Regions from separate parts of the Homo sapiens genome. Here region 2 is linked to region 1. Evidence: read pairs that join two places in POLR2A ChIA-PET (ENCODE). Cell type or tissue: OCI-LY7. All regions are shown on one strand. Each heading gives the region's core, and the rest is flanking DNA. Links, peaks and the distances in the headings are about the cores only. Region 1 overlaps DOP1A (DOP1 leucine zipper like protein A). Region 2 overlaps PGM3 (phosphoglucomutase 3).

The links. ChIA-PET counts read pairs that join two places held together with the same protein. Peaks named below come from ENCODE experiments on the same cell type or tissue, not always from the same donor. Only the 100,000 strongest peaks of a DNase experiment are listed, where the experiment ranks them.
Region 2: POLR2A ChIA-PET joins it to region 1 with 8 read pairs; 13 of 35 experiments call an interaction of 5 or more read pairs at or near these places.

The regions. Positions count from the first base shown.
Region 1 is chr6:83,069,633-83,072,561 of GRCh38, reverse strand. The region is part of intron 1 of DOP1A (DOP1 leucine zipper like protein A); the gene reads right to left. Among named protein-coding and RNA genes, the nearest start is that of DOP1A, 3.4 kb to the right of the region's middle. RefSeq lists an enhancer at 1,308-1,367. In OCI-LY7, for the core only: no CTCF peak of the experiment used is centred there; a DNase peak (open chromatin) is centred at 1,391; H3K4me3 peaks cover 1,736 bases; H3K27ac peaks cover 1,667 bases.
Region 2 is chr6:83,187,737-83,190,665 of GRCh38, reverse strand. PGM3 (phosphoglucomutase 3) reads left to right here. Exons shown (of 13, transcript NM_015599.3): 3 at 1,868-2,052. Among named protein-coding and RNA genes, the nearest start is that of PGM3, 4.1 kb to the left of the region's middle. In OCI-LY7, for the core only: no CTCF peak of the experiment used is centred there; no DNase peak of the experiment used is centred there.

The DNA of each region.
Region 1 (2,929 bases), core at 166-2,665:
GTGAGAAGCAGGAAAGAAACCACTTGTTTGTGAAATAAATGCTATGCATCCAAGATGGCTCTTTACTTACTTCCAATTTTTTAGGTTGTATCCCAGAACCTTATATTAACAGGAATCTCACTCCACCCTGGACTACAGAGCCCCGTCTCAAAAACAAAAACAAAACCCAGGAATCTGACCTCTTGGTGAGTAGCAAATGATTGTGTGTACTGATAAACTTATCACCACTCAGGTTAATTTTTTTTTTTTGGAAACCGTTAACACCAAATGAAAGGGTCTATTTACTCAAGCTCTTTGTTCATGAACACGAAATAACAGCAAATGTTAGGCTCATAATATGGATATATGCCTATAAGTAACTCCAGCAACTTTAAATACAAAATGTATTTTACAAAATAAGAGCAGGGAATTTATTTTCCAGTATGTTCATACGAAACTCCTTCCACAGGAGAGTAGAAGGTGTCATCTCAGGAGGAAAAAGTCTAGAAATGTCTTCGGCAGGATTAAAATATAAAAATATAGCTATATAAAACTTAAGTGATGAGAGAAAAAACTAAAGGAGATAGGAGATTATTTTAACTTTATTACCTCATCTACTCATACAGGAGCTTTGCCAGATAAACATTATATTAACATTTCATCACTCCTGAATCAACAGTCATCACTTTGTCATATAACAGGTTCCCACTTGTTTTCTGATTTAGATTTTAGATTCAAATGTTTATCTTAAGGCTAATGTACCCTAGTAGGATGTAACATCAGTAACATTCAGAACATTTTTGAAAAAATAAAGACATATCTGATTCAAGAATATTATCTTTGTACTATTTTTTAAAGTAACTTTTTTTACTATATTTTTTAAGGTAATTGTAGTACACTTTTTAATTTACAATTAAGGCTTTGTTTCTCAATTATTGCACAGATAAAATTCTAAGGAATTTTCAAGCACTGATTAACTTAGTATCTACAAAAATTTGGGCCACCAAATGGAGACGTGGGATGATTTTATAAGATCCGAGGGCAGAGCTAAGTGACACTGAATTAAATGAGGAGGGGCCGGACACAGTGGCTCATGTCTGTAATCCCAGCATTTTGAGAGGCAGAGGCGAGGCGGATAACCTGAGGTCAGGAGTTTGAGACCAGCGTGACCAACATGGCGAAACCCTGTCTCTGCTAAAAATACAAAAGTTAGCCCGGTGTGATGGTGGGTGCCTGTAATACCAGCTAATCAGGAGGCTGAGGCAGGAGAATACCTTGAATCCGGGAGGCAGAGGTTGCAGTGAGCTCACTCCACTGCACTCCAGCCTGGATGACAGAGTGAGACTCCATTTCAAAAAAAAAAAGGTTACTTCCTCTTCATTCTCTTTCAGTTCCTCTGACTGTATCAAGAAGAAAGTCTCAGTTTGGTGCCAAGATGTTAACACCACTGAAATTCTTGCCAATCTCACTTTTAAACAAAGGGCAAGTTTTAGGCTTAGAGCCTCCTGCAGGCAATAGTTTCTAGTTAGAAATTAAGGGGACTTTGATTTTCATTATTTTTACGTATACGTCCACCTTCTGTTTATGGCAAGTGCCACCTGCTTTTTACTCAAAGTTATTCCAAGTTTCCTTTAAAATATTACTTTAATAATCACATTGATATAAAGAAATATTAATAACTAAACAGGAAGTATGCCAAACAGGAAGATATGGCCAAAATTTTGAAGATGATATCACAAAGACTGAAGTTGAGGAAATATTACATTAATCCATTTGGTCAACAAATAAGTGCCTGCTATATGTTTGCCACTGGGTTAGCCACCACAAAGAACAGAGAAGAATGATGAAAAAAAAAAATGTGAAAAGGAAAGTCAGAAGAGGAGGAAATTAATTCAAAATGAGGTAATCAAAAAAAGGTTCACAGGGTGGCATTTGAGCTAGGTCTTAAAGGTATAATTTAGACACTCAGAAACAGAAGAACATTCTCAGAGAGTAAAAGTATAACTATATGTGCCTGAGTGGTGGCATCTTCCAAATCTTGATTGTGGTGGTAGCTACACGGGTGCATATATATCTACTAAAACTTATTGAAATGTACACTTAAATGAATGTACATCAGTATATATAAATTTTTCCTTAATAAATTTGATACTATATAATTGACCAATGCAATGAAAGGTCATTGAGATTTCAGGCTTGGATAGCTTGGAGAGGAGGAAGTAAATACAATAAAGGAAAAAGGGAAACCGCCAGTTAAAGACAAGGGTATCATATTTTCATACAATTCTCAATAAAAACTGTTAACTATTACACAAAAAATATTAGCTTTATATTTCTACTTAATAGTTTTATTCCAGGGAGATAATTTACCTGAATTAACGCTTATCTATTAAAATTACATGTTCTCTTCCCACCTCTCCTATCTGCAAGCAAAATTGTGCATTAACAGCATTCACCCTAAGAAAGTAATAAAGAATGAACAGAATATCCACACTGGTGGTGTACTAGTGACACTTAACAGACTTTAGCAAAACAGTTTAAGATTGTGTTCAGCACACATCCTGTTTGTAAAGCAATTTAGAAGTAACTGTCTCAAAATTTGTGTTTTAGCCTTTAGCTCTTTTCCATGATATAAGCTCTTAAAATAGGTAGTTATTACACAGTAAGCACATTTTGGGTGGCTTCTACCATAATTTCATTTTAGGAATGCATGACTATAAGGAGAAATCATCACAGCAAAAGTGATGCCATTATCAACAAGTCTTCACTTGTTGGAACCTCAAAATGCCATTTTGAATAAAATCAATAACTACACTCCACCATCAAATTCAAAACATGAATTATGGTTTTAAAAAAGTCAAAAAACCAGAAAGAATAAGATAAGTCTTCTGCCAATAATTAAAGCATTAAGACTCATGGGAACTTAAGTGTATCATTAATATTTTACTAA
Region 2 (2,929 bases), core at 120-2,619, 120 kb before region 1:
TTTTTTTTAAGAGCATGATCATTAAGCTCATGATTCCTAAGGGTGTGGAAAGAATGAAAAGATACTGTCATTTTTTGGAGTGTCCATATTAGAGAAATAACAATGTCCTTCCAAATTTATTGATTTAAGACATTTTCAGTAATTGAAAATTGTTTCCTTTGTTAACTTAGCAGTGATTAAAGATATTGGGGTTGGGTGGGGAAGGGTAAAGATTTGAAAAGAAACATTTTGAACATTTTCAGACAGGTTTTTATAGCTCGGCAATAATTTCTTGTTCTGAATGAACAAACAGGTGAGCTTTGGCAGAATATTGATGACGCCTGATAGTTCTAGTCTTTGTGACAGTTAGATTTTAATCAAAGTATTCTTTTTGACACAATTATTTTTTCAGCTTTATTGAGGTATAAGTGATAAATAAAAATTGTATAATTCAAGTCATACAACACCATGTTTTGATATATGTATACATTGTGAAATGATTACCACTATCAGGCTAATTAACATATCCATTAGCTCACATAGTTACCTTGTTTTGTGGTGGGAATACTTAAGACGTACGCTCAACACATTTTCAATATATATTATTATGAACTATAGTCACCACGCTGTACGTTAGTCTTCCAGAACTTATTCATCTTATAACTGCAAGTTTATGCCCATTGGCCAGCATCTCCCCATTTCCCTTACCCTCTAGCCGCCACCATACTACTCTGTGTTTCTGTGAGTTTCACTTTTTTACATAACACATGTATGTTATGAGCCTGCAGTATTTGTCTTCATGTGTCTGGCTTATTTAACTTCGCATAATGTCTTCCAGATTCAACCATGATGCAAATGGCAGTATTTCTTTTTTAAGGCTGAATAATATTCTATTGTGTATATATACCACATTTTCTTCATCCATTTATCTGTTTATGAGCACTTTTGTTGTTTCTATATCTTAGCCAACCTCTTGACACAATGTAGTTATTCTTTATTAGCTATAGGCCATTAATACAGGGTTTGAATAATATGCTTCTATTTGATTGCTGGGGCTGTGGGATTTTTGCCTTTGTAGCTAAATCAGCAGCAAGTTAAAGTGGTGTAGGTCTGTGAAGGATTGTAACCTCCTCTTCCCCCAAACAAGGGCATTGCTTGTCCAAATATGTGATCATTATAAATGTGTATATGTCTAAATATGTAAGTCACCATAATTGATTGACTGATTGACTTCTAGGAAGACCCTCACATTTATTGCTAGTTCCAGAGGCACTTCTCAAAATGATTCTCTTTTCTTTCAGGTGACATTCACTGTGAACTACACTTTCTTTCCACGAATTTGAGCAGAACAGTGTTGGGAGGCAGTTTTCAGTGTCTGTCCTACCCGCTGGTTGACAAGCTGGCTAGTGTGTTCTTGGAGTTCCGAGTCATAGTGAGAAGGATCTCTGTGTGCCCTTATTCTGCTCCACTTGTGCCCTAGTCAGTTTATGGATAGTGGATGCACAGATCACAGCCTTTTACAAAGGCTAGTGTGGCATAGTGTTTTTAGGCGAGTAAGATAGACTTGCTGTTTTAATATCAGTACTGACATTTGTTAGCTGTATGATCATAAGCAAATTACCTAACCTCTCTGAAGCTCAGTTTTCTCGAAGATTGAAATTAAAATAGGATTATTAGTTTAATTGATTATGTGTGTCATGAGGATTTAATGAGGTAATATATATACATAAAATACCTAATCCAGGGTCCAGTATTAATATTTGGTGTTTATTGTTGAAGCTGCTCAGCCATCACTGTCTTTGGTTGAAGGGAAACAGCTTTTGAGTTCTGTTCTCAACTCAGCCTCATGAGTATGCACAGATTGCTTATTGTTTGTTTTTCTTTTAAGGAAGACAATGGTGTAAAATTGGTTGATCCTTTGGGTGAAATGTTGGCACCATCCTGGGAGGAACATGCCACCTGTTTAGCAAATGCTGAGGAACAAGATATGCAGAGAGTGCTTATTGACATCAGCGAGAAAGAAGCTGTGAATCTGCAACAAGATGCCTTTGTAGTTATTGGTAGAGATACCAGGTGATGATAAGAGTTACTGGTAAAAAAAAAAACCTTTGGGAACGTGATATAAACGATTGTATCAGTTTTAATCCAAGACAAATGGAAAGAAGTAAAGTGGAACTACCCTGAGTTGCATGTCTACCTGCCTGGCCTTTCTAGTAGGATGTAGTAGCTAAGTCACTACTGCAGCTTGGGGTTTGGAGTCTGACTCTGGTTTAAAACCCTACTCCAAAACCCAAGCTGCAGAATAATGTATGTAAAATACTTCCTGACACAAGAGAAGCACTCAATAAATGTCTCCCACCCCCTCTGTAGGTTTATTTTTTTTTCCCTACAGAGTCAACACATGATTTGAACTCATTATTTTTAAAGATTTACTTTGTAATCTGTGTTATTATTGTTTCAAATATTTATATCATTTTCCCATGCTGGAGCTCACTGTAAACTACAATATTATTTTCCACATAGTTCTGTTTTGCAGCTTTTGCCTTTCTTAACAAAAATGTCTTTTTGTAAAATATTAGATGAAAAGTATACTTTGCAACAGTAGCATTTCCTTTTGCATAAGATCTGGTTTTAACCTGAGATTATTTCAAAAGGAAATTTCTACTCAATCTCCAATACCTGGACTGGTTTTTTTACCCTCTGTTGTATTACCAGAGGGTTTTCCAGATACCGACGATGGTAGCAGAGTAACTTATGTTCTGAAGTAAATTATCCCACCACAGTAAAGTCATCCCACATGTATTTGGTTCTTAACTATTAACTAATGTAAGTGATGAAACGTTTTTTCCTACAAGGCAGTTTTTTTATTATTTTTTATTTTTTTGATACGGAGTCTCGCTCTGTCACCAGGCTGGAGTGCAGTGGCACAGTCTTGGCTCATTGCACCCTC